2 separate regions of the Homo sapiens genome follow, and region 2 is linked to region 1. Evidence: chromatin contacts called from ENCODE Hi-C or POLR2A ChIA-PET data. All regions are on one chromosome and are shown on one strand. The core of a region is the stretch at or near the end of the contact, and the rest is flanking DNA. Distances in the headings are between cores, read along the strand shown.

Region 1 (7,348 bases), core at 726-3,225:
TTCAAACATATTTGTTTGATTCAACAATTGAAAATTAATTTGAATACTACCCATTCAATGCAAATAACTATACATATACAAAAATTATGGGTCATTATCATCCTTTAAGTCAAGTAAATAAGTAATTGTTCTAAGAAATTAAAAAGCTATATTTTTCCTTTATTGTTAAATGTTAAATAATTCAATATTGCTTCCTTGCAAAATTACTCAATGAATATATATTGCTTTGATCATTCAAAGTTATGTATATATACACATACATATACACACATACATGGATATTCAACTATTTGCTGTGCACTGTGTTGGATCCATTGTACGTGTTTTCTTTCTTTCCTCCCAACATCTCTTAAAAACATAATTGTCTTCACATTACAGATGAGGGAGCTGAAGATTAGAGAAGCACAATTAATTGTCTAAGGTTTTACTGTCAGTAACAATCAAAGCTGAGATTTAAATGCAAGTATTTAGAATGCAAATTTAATTATATTTCCAAAATATTACAGCTAATTCTTCACATGCATATTCTATCTTCAAACAAATGGGTATTACTGGTATATATTAAGTACATATATAACATACTGAAGCACATTCTAAGAGATAGAGTAGCCTGTAAACATAGATCAGCAACTGTAAATGGATACACAGTAAGGCATATACAGGTACAGGACTGGCTTTCTTGACTTGACATTAAGTATATGCACCAAGTAAAAGAGAGCTGCATTTCAGCCCTTTTCAGTGTGGCTCTTATTTGGGTTAGAAAAATGGTGATTATTTTTTATGACAGGAAGGATCAGATCATCTTAATTCATCATCTCCTTTGCATTCACTCTGAATCATTTTTCTGTCTTGGCCTACAAATTAGTAATGTTTTTTATTGCTTAACAATGCAAAGAATTATCTCATCATCTAAGTTCAACTCTATAATATTTAAGTTAATCAATATTTGCCATTTGTTAGGCATATGATAGATATTCAGATATTTACTAAGTTTAGACTGTATGACGGATTTTCTCTGAAACTAAGACCACTAGGTCAGTTAAAGTATTCCATCCAAACCCCACTGTGAATTATATTGCTGATTTTAAATGAGCTTCTATCCAGGCTGTTCAAGCACATGTTTCTTTCAGATCTTTGGCATCTCTGATTTTATTCTACCTTCAGGAATTAGGAAAATCAAGCTGAGTCCTTTAGTTTTATGTTTCCTCTGTATAAGTAGCGTCTACAATAAATACCAAAGCTTAAAGATTAATAAATCCCTCCACGTACAACAGGATTTATGACAGAAAACTGCAGTATTTTTACTAATTATTACAAATGACAATTGAAAATACTCACTTCTGGCTTTGCTCTTTTTATGACTGTAAAAGCCACTAGCATAAGGATGCCTCTTTTTGGTTAGGCTCATAATCTTTGATTTATCTTCTTCAATTCTGAGAAAATAAGCACTGAGGGGGGTCTGGTTTATATTACTGGGACAAGACAATGGCTCTAATCTGCAATCTTCTATTTTGTTTCTGCTGTTCAAAGACCAATTTCAATTTTAACTTGCCTGTTGTCCCTTTTCTGTTGGTAGAAAGCTGTTTTGATTACAGGAGGGGTGGAGGTGGTGGGGGTGAGGTGATGTCAGTGGTGATGGTGGTGGTGTTGTGTGTGTGCCTGTGTGTGTGTGTGTGTGTGTGTGTGTGTGTGTGCGTAAAAAGGAGCTAGGCTAGTAGAGGAATGGGAGGCAGCATACATAAGCTGTATTTGTGAATCTGCTTATAAACCTAACAGATTTTTCAGCTGAAATTTGGCCAATGTTAATTGTACACACTGAATTCATGCTGGGAAAATCTCTTTGGAAAAAAAAAAAAAAAAAGACAGAGAGCACAGCCGGCCTGTTATGTAAGATGTTTATTTTCATCCAATCCAACCCACCATAGGCAGTACAGAAAATAGGCCAGTGCTTCTGACCGGTGACATCACCTCATCATCAGGAGAAAGCGGGAATGGCTGATCACCATATTGTTAGTAAAGAGGATAATTTCCTTTCACAATTGTTTTTCTTTTGGAAACCTTTATTTCTGGAGATAGTGATCTCATCTCTGTGGGATGTTTATTTCTTCAGATTCTGTAATAACAGTGAAGCTACCTGGATTTCAGTTCTTGTACAATGCACATAAACACTTATTTTGGTGCTTTTTCTCTGGGTCTCCAAACGTTAAAAGATTGGATGATTTTAGCAGAACATTGACCATCCTAAGAAAATTGTGACGGGAAGAGGAATAATTATTCTGATATTTAACCTTATGAAGTATTTTATGTAGCCTTTGGTAATTTGCTTTGCAGAATGCCTCCTTTTCTTAGGCTGTGTCACATTATATTTGGGTAGATGGGCATTGTGTTTATTTTATGAATACTAAGAATGAAATGCACAGTTTTTAGAAAGTGTTTTAAGCAGGTCATTATCTACGCTATAATATAGACGTTTTTGCAATTTATAAGTAGTAAAGTGGGTGAAATTTTGTGGGTGTGTGCATGTAGCTTTTTTTTCTAATTCAAAATTAATAGAAAACTAAAAATAGGGTCTTTATTATAGAAGCTAATTCAGCTACTTAGAAAATATACCACAATAAAATTAACCAGTCTGTGGTTTGTTTATGACAGATTTGGTTAAATGACTTCTTTCTGTTACGGGACAATTTTCAGGATTATTCAAATTCACCCACTTTTTAAAATAAATAATTTGCCTATTCTTGTTTCATTCTCCCTCTAGAGGATATCAGTGCGTATTACAATTCAAACATTAAATATGCCAGTAGGTCTAATTTAAATACAGCACGATCCTGAGAACTGTTCCTTGACTTCATTTGTATTCAACTTAACTCAGTTCTAGAAGCCATTATCTTAAGTAGCTCTAAGTTTGCAGCACTTTTTTCCTTTAAACCTAGGTGTCAGTATCTTAAGGAGGTCATTTTTGTTTTGTTTTGCTTTGTTTTGTTTTTGTTTTTTTAAACAACAAAATCAATATCTTAACCCTCGTGAAGAGCAGTACTGAAATGGTTAGAGTTTCAGTTTCTAATATAATGAGCGGTGTGTGTTTGTGACTCTAAAAGTCTAATTATTGTGTTCTGGGATATCCACATTACATCTGCTAGGCAGTCTTTGAGGACACTGGAGGCCATTTAATGTTGTATAAATTAAGTATCACAATAAAAAGTGGTCCAGTAACCTGCAGATATGACAGTCAAATATTAGAATTGGTACAAAAATATTTATGGACATTCACCTGAAGATGAGCATAGGAAAGGGCTCCTTATCTTGCTTTCAAGAGACATGAATGATTTGATTTGCGAAAGCTGCCTAATCATTCAGAGCCTATTTTCTCTATCAGTAAATAGGAATAATTATATCACCTTTTAGTAGTATGAAGACCAAGTAAAATCTAGAAAATGCTTAATATGTGACTGACTTGGAGTAAATTATTTTCTCTTCTATTGTAATAAAAATTCTCTGGTTGGAGCTAAGAAGTGAAAATATAAAAATTAGCAAAACCTTTCGGGAGATTCCCCTCATTTCTTGATTTATTTTCTTATATGTTCTGTACTTCCAATTTCAGAGTCATGGCATGATTTTATCTTCAAAATGTTGTTACAGGACTCTTGCAGAAATGCCAGTCGTAGGTGGACAGTCTGGAAAAAGAAATCCATGATTCTGTTTCTTAGTGTGAGACTGTGGGGCTTTATTTCTTTTTGGTGGGACATAGAAAGGGAGAAATAGGTAGTCATTTATGTTTTGATTTAGAAGTTCAGCATATAAAGTTTCAAAAAGAAAGATGCTATAGAATATAATAATATATTTCTATTTGTATTTTAAAAGCCTAAAAATTATTTATGAAACTATTTGCAGGAAGTTGGGATTAGGCAGAAGTTTGGAAAACTTTTTCTTTCTCTGTACGGTTTACATAAAAATATTTTCATGAAGAATATACATGATAAAATTTCTTAAGGTGAAAGGTAAATCTTCCATTTCTGAACTCCAGTACCTTAATTTCCCTCTCAAAGACACCCACAGTTTATAGTTCATCATTTTTGTAAGATTTTGCTAGGCAATATATACATACATATATATATATATATAAAAATATAAAATGTTTGTTTTCAGTAGGTGTGTTCTATAGTCTTTGTGAACACTGAATTAGTCACTACTGTACCATTGCTCCTATGGGAAATACAGAGTTAGGTTTCTGAAAGCCTTTGGTCACAACAGTGTCATCATCTGATCTATACGTAACTTTGTTTTGTGTGTTTTTGTGTATGAAGGCATCTTATTTATGATTCATTAACATTAAACTCACAGCCACTATAGCTCATACCCAAACAAAGTTTATCACATATATTTTCACCATAAGGCACATTACAGTCTTCTTGTGCTTAGGAACAGTAGACAGCACTTCAACACTATGCTTGGGGGAAATTTTAAACAGTAAAATCACCAGCAAAAAAGCACAAAAATGAGAAACATTTGGCACTAAATAGACCATGAAAAGGACACTTGTTTATAGTATGGAAGCTGAAATAAGAGGGCAGAGCATTGCCTTCTTTAACCTAGAAAGTTCTGCAAGTATTGATTTTGGAGTTATTAATACAAATATATCTTAGCAAGTAGAAGAACCCATGAATAATGAGGATCAACTGTATATATATGTATGTATTTATATGTATGTGTGTATGTATATGTATATTCTTTTAATCATACACTAGCAATATATTACACGCACTGTTCTGACAGTTGCTTTACAGTATTACTCAGCAGACTCTGAAGTCAGACTGTGGGATCAAAACCTGTCATTACCCTTTGCTAGCTGTGTTACCTTGGGCAGGTTACCTAACTTTTCTGTGCTTCTCTTTACTCTTCTATAATATGGGACTTATAAGGGTATTTACTTAATGGAGTTGTCGTGAGGATCAAATTATTTGATACACAAAAAGCATTTAGAATATATCTGACACATCATAGACATTATGTATTTGCTGCATCATCATTTAAGATATTTGGATAATATTCCTTATTGACCTATATAGCAGGTTCTCACTCTTTTTGAAAACAACATTGTGTTACATCATATGGATACATCATAATTTTTAAACCTGGTGCCCACAGAGGGCATTTATATAGCTTTGTATCTTTTGCTTCAATGAGAATCATCTAACACATTTTCATGTACACGTGGAAATCAACCTGTAGGCAAAGGGGTTGTGCAGTTTTAATTGTATATATATTACCACATTTCCCACAGATTTATTATAATAATCATGTATAATTTAAAAAGCTATTTACTTTCAATAAAAAGAGAGAAAAGAATGACTCTTAGCTTTTATCTTTTGCTCAAATGCAGATTTTTTAATGCAATAAATTGAATAAATAATCACATTTACCATGTAAATGATTACAGTGACATTTAATGCCACCCATTTTTTAGGTCTATTAAACACCAAAAAGTTTGCAAATATTTTGCAGACTTTACATAAATTATATTGCCAGTCTAGAATATTCTATCAGTCCAGTAAGAATATACCATCTCAGTTAAGTAGGAGTACACCTATCATTTCCTCTACTTGATACTTCTCTTTATGTTAGTAACTCCCCAATAATTTCACTTATTACATTGTGTAAAAAATGAAATCGAAAGCAGAATAGCTGATATACCCTCTGCTTTAAAGGCACTAGTATTAGCTGTAGAAGCTTGAGAAAAACACAAATCTTGCTCAAAAAGGATTATTTTTAATACAAAGAGCACTAATAACTTCCACAAATTAACTATGACATTAAGTAGTCTTCCGGCTTCTTCAATATTTCCACCTTGCTGGCGTTTGCTCGCCTTCCAAATCACTGAAGGAGAGGCATGATTGAGCTTTTGCTTCCTTTCACAACTTTTTCAGAGCAGATTATGTTTCACTTCTTTTATTTCCTTAATTGTTTCTTTCGGAACATTCATTAATCTCTTTACAGGCAATCACAAAGGTATCAGGAATTCTGATTATGGGCTGTGGTGACAATAACCACAAAGGACTGAGCTGAGGTACATTTTCAACAAGGGGAGGATGTCTTTGGAAGCTCTCTATGGGATTGAAAAAAGGTTCTAGAAAATAGCGTGAGTCACTCTTATTAAGGGAGTCAGGGAGGAGAACAGCTGTGCAAAATTAGTACCAGTATCTTCCTACCTTTCATTTTAAACTTTTCAAAAGATTTTTTCTGGTCAGTTCCTCCTGAGAAGGGCAACCTAATCAGACATAATCTTTGCTTTTAGAGGTTACCATGGTGACTGGCCAGGACACACTGTCTTCTCTGGACATCATAAACACACATTTTCTATGGTGCTGAATAAGCCTGTATACCATCAGAGTCTTTCTTTGATTGATAAAACAAATAGGGAACATTGAAATGGTTCACAGCAATCAGAAATGATATTTTCCCATATTGATTTTTTTTTCTTTCTTTTTGCCCTTTCTCTATCTGTGCCATGTCTCTTTGAAGTATACATCAAGGCACAATACTTATTGTAGGAAGCAAAATCAAGTGAATCTTTTTTTTTTTTCATGTGGACCAAGATAGTCAAAGATTTTCCTTACCACTTATGTTCTGCCAAGTGAAAGACAATTTCACTTACCCAGGTTGACAGACAACAGAGACTCATACACAATCAGAAGATAGTACTGTGACTAGGTGAGTGTGAGAGCAATCACTAATTTGTGAGAAGTGGGGCAGAGAGAACAGTGCATACTAATTTTTTAGCTTCTTGAACAGACTTTATTTTTTAGAGAAGTTTTAGTTTCATAGCAAAATTAAGTAGAAAGTACAGAGTTCCCTTGTACCCCTTTCCGCTACAGCCTCCCGAACCATCAGCATCCCCCACCAGAGTATTATTACATTTGCTACAATTAGTAAGCCTGCATTAATACATCATGATCACCCAAAGTCCATAGTTTACATTAGGGTTCAAGCTTGGTGCATATTTTATGGGTTTGGACAAATGTATAATGACGTTTCTATCTTTGTAGTGTTATATAGAATAGTCTCACAGCCCTAAACATTGTCTATACTCTGTGTATTCATTGCATCCTCCCACCCTAACCTCTGCAAGCACTGATTTTTTTTTCTTTTTTTTTTTTTTTATTGTCTCCATAGTTTTGTCTTTCCAGAATGTCACAGAGCTGGGATCATACAGTATGTAGACTTTTCAGATTGGCTTCTTTCACTTTGTAATATACATTTAAGGTTTTCATATTTTTAAAGGAAATCTCATGTTCCTTTTCTGTCATGTGAACATTTCATTTTCCAAAGGCTTCTGACCAAAGTGTTGTTA
Region 2 (6,940 bases), core at 3,260-5,759, 760 kb before region 1:
AATACAGCAGTTCCAAATGGGAGAAGTTGGCCACAACAAAGGGATTACAGGGCCCATGTAAGTCCAAAATCCAGTGGGGAAGTCAAATTTTAAAGCTCCAAAATGATCTCCTTTCACTCCATGTCTCACATCCAGGTCACACTGATGCAAGAGTTAGGTTCCCATAGTCTTGGGCAGCTCTGCCCCTGTGGCTTTGCAGGGTATAGCCTCCCTCCTGGCTGCTTTCATGGACTGGCATTAAGTGTCTGTGGCTTTTCCAGGTGTACGGTGAGAGCTGTCGGTGGATCTACTATTCTGGGGTCTGCAGGATGGTGGCCCTCTTCTTATAGCTTCACTAGGTGGTGCGCCAGTAGGGACTCTGTGTGGGGGCTCTGACCCCACATTTCCCTTCTGCACTGCCCTAGCAGAGGTTCTCCATGAGGGCCTCGCCCCTGCAGCACACTTCTGCCTGGGTATCCAGGCATTTCCATACATGTTCTGAAATTTAGGTGGAGGTTCTCAAACCCCAATTCTTGACTTACAATTCAAGATGAGATTTGGGTGGAGACACGGAGCCAAAGCCTATTATAGTGCATACATAATCCATAGTTGCTTTTAAATAAGCAGCAGGAAAATCAAAGCTATAGTTGTCAAAACTTACAAATAGTTTAACATACACATATTAAGTAGTTTATATATTTATATATAGTTACATATCTGTGGTCTGAGCACATATATATACATATATATGTAGTTTGTATATTTATAATATATATTTATATATAATATATATAAAGCAGTTTAATATATAAAGTAGTTATATATATATTTATTTATATATATATATATATATTTGAAGTGAACCATAACGTATTTGTTTATATGAAGCTGACATTAAGAAAGTTAAACAAAAAAATTATATTCTGGAAGTATCTATTTTCTCTCTTTGTTGCTTATCTTAAATTAGATTTTATAAATATTTAAGCCTTTGAAGAACTATTTTTTAATAATAATATCAAATGAGAAGTCTAAATTTAATAATACCAAAATGAGAACTCTAAATTTTCAAAAATAGTTAGAAAAACTTTAATCAAAATATTCAAAAGAAATGGAGCACCAAACTGGCTCTCGAAGTTTTTAGTGATTATAGTTATTAAAAACAAATTTTTCAGATAGAAAGACATAATTTATTCTTACAAAAGCAAGGAAGGAACAGAACAAATTAAACAATGGTAACTTGCCTGGTGAACAAAATTTAATTTTGAAATTCTGTGTTTTTAAATATCTCAACTTGCAAGAAAAATCTTTTCAAGGACCTCTACTTTAAAATAGTAATTTATATTACATGTGCGAATGAAATAAAACTAAGAAGCCTATGATTTTTGCAGCATCAAAATTGGCAAAACATTGAAATAATTGCAGATAGAAAAAACTTATTCAATGTATTTTGTCTCCTAAAATGTATTTGAAAAAAAGGAGGCACTCTGAATAAAGGGTATGATATAGTACCTTTAAAATAATTAGACCAAAATATTTATACAATTCAATAACCCCCTTAAGAATATCCTTCATTGAGCAGAATTGACTCTGCAGTTACAAAATACCTCAGCACATATGAGAGTATTTTCTCAGTAAAAATATTATGGCTTTTATGATCAACAGAGAAAAAGTCAATAAAGGTTGTCAGAAATGTCAAATTCATTAACTATTTTAAATACAGCTTTAAAGAAGATTGTAGGCAGTTTTGTGGAAAAACATAATAAGACCGTTGGTGGATCACAGAGGATTTCTAGGGCAGTGAAATTACTCTGTATGATACTGTAATGATAGATGTATGTCATTATAAATTTATCTAAACCCATAGACTGCACAACACTAGGAGTGAAACCTAATGTAAACTATGGACTTTGGATCATGATGTGCCAGTGCAGGTTCATCAGTTTTAACAAATGTACCACTCTGGTGGGAGATGTTGATGATGGGGGAAGCTATGCACGTGTAGGAGAAGGAGGTATATGGAAAATTTCTGTACCTTTCATCCAGTATTGCTATGAACCTAAAACTGCTCTAAAACAGTCTACTTTTATTTTTATTTATTTTTTTTTTAAGTTAGGCACAGTGGCCCATGCCTGTAATCCCAGCATTTTGGTAGACCAAAGCAAGAGGATTGCTTGAGGCCAGGAGTTTGTGACCAAACTGGGCAACATAGCGAGACCCTGTCTCTACTAGACAGATAGATAGATAGATAGATAGATAGATAGATAGATAGATAGATAGACTCTCTTGAGGCCAGGAGTTCAAGACTAGCCTAGACAACGTAGCGAGTCCTCTTCTCTACAAAAAATTTAGAAATTAGCTGGGCATGGTAGTGCATACTTATAGTCCTAGCTACTTGGGAGGCTGAGATGGGAGGATTACGTGAGCCCAAGGATTCAAGACTGCAGTGAGCCATGATTGTGCTATTGCACACTCCAGCCTGGGCAACAGAGTGAGACCCTGTCTCAAACTAAAAAAAAAAAAATTCTTCGGAAAATTTCTGGTGTCATGATACTAGATCTACATGTAGCTTTTAATGATTAAATTACATAAGTAGTACCAAGAATAATTGTTGCCCTTATACTATTTTTAGTATTCAGGAAATCAACATAAAGAAGAAGATTTTTTTTAATTTATAGATTTAAAAAAAATTAGACAGAATTTTAAAACTGTACATTATAGCCCAATCAGTATATTATAATAGTGTATTAGCTCTGGAGTGCTGGCGTGGCACTAATGCTTATCACCATCACCAAGGCCAGCTCAGCAGCAATGACCTCAGAGCCTTGCTTGGTCTGATCTAGAGGAGTCCTCACAATGTGTGGACTGCTAGGACCTTGAACCCAGGCTGCACCTTGGGAGAGGAAGCAAGGGAGGTACTAAGAGCCAGAGTTGATACATATATAGCCTAATGCTTAGGTGGATCTTTTGCATTGCATGTTTGCTGCTTTGATAGTAATTCCAAGGATACACAACTTTAGCCAAGAAAAAAATCATTATTCTCTCCAATTTCTCGGCTTGGATCAGCCTTTGTGGCCTGTCCCAGTTCTACTGATTTAACTAGAAATTTTTATATAATCACATTAAGCCTATGGGGACAGGAGTTGATGTAAAAGAAAGATATCCTCATTTTACCTGGAGGAGGTCATTATTCAGTGGTCAGTAAGTTTTCAAAATAATCAAGAAATAGCTATATATATATATAGAGAGAGAGAGAGAGAGTATACAAATATGGAAATAAATAGAAGAAACTGCTGAAATGTTTGAAAGTAAGGAATGGAATTGGGAATGAGAGGGTAAGAAGTTTATATTAAACGTTTTGTTGTATTTGAGTTTTTAGAATTGTGAACATGTATTGTGTTAATTTTTAAAAAGTAAATGAAGTTTTAAATTAAATGCCTAATATACCTAGTAGGAAGTCAAGGTTTCCTTTTTGTGTTATTCCCAATTTTTATGTTTCTAGATAGGCACCTGACTTCCTCCTGTTTTTTGACAATTTCTGCACAAGAAATTACTAATTCACTATGATCTGAGGGCCATGCAGACTGCCCTAGATAATCTTGAAATTTGCTAAACCATTATAAAAGGTTTTCTTTTAGGTAAATTTCAATCCCTTTACCATTCAAAATGTTGCTAACTGAAAGCATTTTTACAAATATACAGTTAATTGAAATCTGGAAAAGTAATGAGCTTCCTTATTTGCTTATATGCAATTCCCAGTATCACACATGTAATTTAAAGATTACCTACTACCTGCAGATATTCTTCTTACCATGTTAAGGCAGAGACCACCCTCTTCCCATTTCCTATGCTGGAGGTGAGACAGATGGAAGCATTATTATAAATTAAGATCAGTGGTGGGTAGAAATTTGGCAATTCAATTAGGAAAATTACACACCAACGTTACGCTTGTTACCAAAACTTCTTTTTTTGCAAATCACCAACTTCTCCTTCCTCTAATTTTTGGGTAAACAAATTAACGCTGAGTGTTATCGGCTGGCCCGTGGGTTTTCCTGCAATATATTATCAGGACTCTGTCAGTGAAATGCGCGTCGTTGTCCGTACATTAGTTCCTGAGACTTGCAGGAGTTGTTGCAACTTGTTCATTCCAGTGTTCAAATAGTTCAGCCGTTGTGTCAACATGTTAGGGGCCAGTCTCTGATCATGATGGGCCAGGCTCACTCTTTATTATTGCGGGTGGATTCCCTTTCATTTATGTTCAGACTGCAGATCAGCCTCTACCAAAACAAATTGGCAGTGAAAGGTAGAATATTTCTTGTTGAAATTGCCAGGGGAGTCAGTACAGGGTCTGGATAGGATTTCACAGAAGATTGGAAATGGTATCAGGTAAAAAATGTGAGTTAATATTGAGGGCGATTCCACCAGCTTGCTCCTGTCTCTGCTTTAAGAGTAAGGAAATACAGTCACTGATTACAATCATGGCTGTAGTCACTGAGGCTTACAGTATGCCCAGACAGGCGTGGTTTTAAGTGCTCTGTCTTATCTCATTTAGTCCTCATCACATCCGTAGGTGGTATTTCACTTTCATTGGAGTAAATAAAAGAATGCCTTAAAAATGCTTAACACAGTGCCTGACAGTGTATAAAGAAACATTAGCTTATTATCATTGCTAATCATCAATAACGGCTCGATAATGTCTTTTGGAAAAGCTCTGTCTTTTGGAATCCTGCCAGTCCAAGGTAGACTCTTTCCCCTTGGGGGAAGAATGCAAAGGGTGGAATAGAAAACTCTGTTGGAAGTTTACATTCCTATATTTTAGTGGCTAACACGCTCAACAGATGAGGGAAAGACAAAATAAATTTTTCAACACTAATCCTAGTAACTAAAGTATGTCACATGTCCAGATGCTGATTCCATGTGACTTGGCTGGGCCAACACCTACCTTGCCAATCTAATACTGACATTTTTCGCCTAGTAACCAGAGACTCAATCTTACAGCCCCCACTTTCCGAGGAGGGAATGAGATGCTTTGTTCAAACAGAGGTGAGCCTTGTTAGATGTTGCAGAGGAAATTCAGACATCAAATAAATGCCCTTTAATGCTGCTTGTCACTCAGAACTTGTGATGCTAAGAACACACAATGTTAACTTTTTTTAAGGAATTAAGTGGAAGACTCCACCACTGTATTGCTAAAAAGATGTAACCAAAGGCAAGTGTAGCTTTTGGAAATTTAATTGAACTTTAATTAAAATCTTTAACTTTGCTAAAAAAAAAACTGCCATAAAAATAGACATTAAATAGTTAAGCATTTGATTCCTGAGTGGTTACAGTTGTAGTGGACAATGGGCATGATGGAGGCCTGTGATTAAATCAAGGGCTTTGGCCCAAGCAGATAACACTGGGATTAAAACATGGTCCTGACCACACCTACTTTTGTCACTTTAGGGAAGTTATCTCTTTATGTGTGCATTTTCACATCTGTAAGATATGAAACTTCATGGAATTGAGAGACAGGACTAGCTGGATTTCCTGTGCTGACTAAGAATTCCTAAGCCTAGCTGGGGAAGGTGACCCCATCCACCTTTAAAGACGGGGCTTATAACTCAGCTCATACCCGACCAATCAGGTAGTAAAGAGAGCTCACTAAAATATCAATTAGGCTAAAAGCAGGAGGTAAAGAAATAGTCAATCATCTATCGCCTGAGAGCACAGGGGAGGGATAATGATCGGGATATAAACCCAGGCATTCGAGCCAGCAGTGGCAACCCACTTTAGGTCCCCTCCCATTGTATGGGAGCTCTGTTTTCACTCTATTAAATCTTGCAACTGCACACGCTTCTGGTCCATGTTTGTTCCAGCTCCAGCTGAGCTTTTGCTCACTATCCACCACTGTTGACCGCTGCCATCGCAGACCCACTGCTGACTTCCATGCCTCTGGATCTGGCAGGGTGTCTGCTGTGCTTCTGATCCAGGGAGACACCCATTGCCGCTGCCAATCGGGCTAGAGGCTCGCCATTGTTCCTGAGCGGCTAAGTGCCTGGGTTCCTCCTAATCGAGCTGAACACAAGTTGCTGGGTTCCACGGTTCTCTCCCATGACCCACGGCTTCTAATAGAGCAATAACACTCACTGTGTGGCCCAAGGTTCCATTCCTTGGAATCTGTGAGGCCAAGAACCCCAAGTCAGAGAACAAAAGGCTTGCTGCCATCTTGGGAGTGGCCCGCCACCATCTTGGGAGTGGCCTGCCACCATCTTGGGAGCTCTAAGAACAAAGACCTGCCCGTAGCAGAATCTTTATGAGGATTCTATGAGATTACAGCTTTGAAGTACTTGGAACATAGTAGATACTTAATAAATGACAGTTATAATGATAATGGTCACGAAGAAGGGATCCAGGAAGTACCTTGGGTTCCATAAATTTGGTGTAACAGAGGAACCATTGTCAAGTCACACAAGTTAATGCTTTTCTTATCTTGCCCAAAATGGGCCTGTCCAACCCCCGCTGTTCTCACAAATCAGTGTAGAGAAATGGAGTACCGGACAGGGAAGGATAGAGAGACAGGTTAAGTGTTCCTCACAGTAAAATGCCTCAGGGGCAGTAGATATTTGCATCCAAGGGAATCCCCTACAACCTTTAACACATAATAATCACAAAAATAAAAACCAAGCAAAACAGGAAGCACATTCAGCAGAAACTCCATTCCCGATAGGAAAGAACCAGCATTCCAGAGTTTCCCAAAGGACACCAGGAATGTGGAACTTGCCAATGCAAATTCCATGGAATCCAGAAATTATCTGTAAAGAGCAAATGGCCAGATATAGGGAACTAACCATGCCAACCAGTCTGGTAATTATAGGAAACACAGAGGACAAGCACTAAGAGATATGCAAAATTGGGAGATGGAAAGAGAAGGGTTCCAGATCCCATAAGGCAGAGAAATGGCCAACTCTCCAATGAGGAGAAA

Evidence for each region. Hi-C counts contacts between places; a loop is a spot of excess contacts on that map. ChIA-PET counts read pairs that join two places held with the same protein, here RNA polymerase II (POLR2A). Pooled maps may share reads with other maps.
Region 2: a loop to region 1 is called in a pooled map, with 2.2 times the contacts of the local background. The contact joins two enhancer-like sites. A Hi-C loop is called at or near these places in 1 of 50 pooled maps. POLR2A ChIA-PET finds 5 or more read pairs at or near these places in 2 of 52 experiments (B cell and naive thymus-derived CD8-positive, alpha-beta T cell).

Annotation. Positions count from the first base shown.
Region 1 is chr12:91,573,503-91,580,850 of GRCh38, reverse strand. The region is part of intron 1 of LOC105369896 (a long non-coding RNA gene); the gene reads left to right. Among named protein-coding and RNA genes, the nearest start is that of LINC02823, 250 kb to the right of the region's middle. Within about 2 kb of position 1,975, at least 3 of the 41 ENCODE cell types and tissues checked have a DNase peak (open chromatin) inside an H3K27ac peak, as active enhancers do.
Region 2 is chr12:92,338,645-92,345,584 of GRCh38, reverse strand. The region is part of intron 2 of LINC02391 (long intergenic non-protein coding RNA 2391); the gene reads left to right. Among named protein-coding and RNA genes, the nearest start is that of LINC02391, 22 kb to the left of the region's middle. Within about 2 kb of position 4,509, at least 2 of the 41 ENCODE cell types and tissues checked have a DNase peak (open chromatin) inside an H3K27ac peak, as active enhancers do.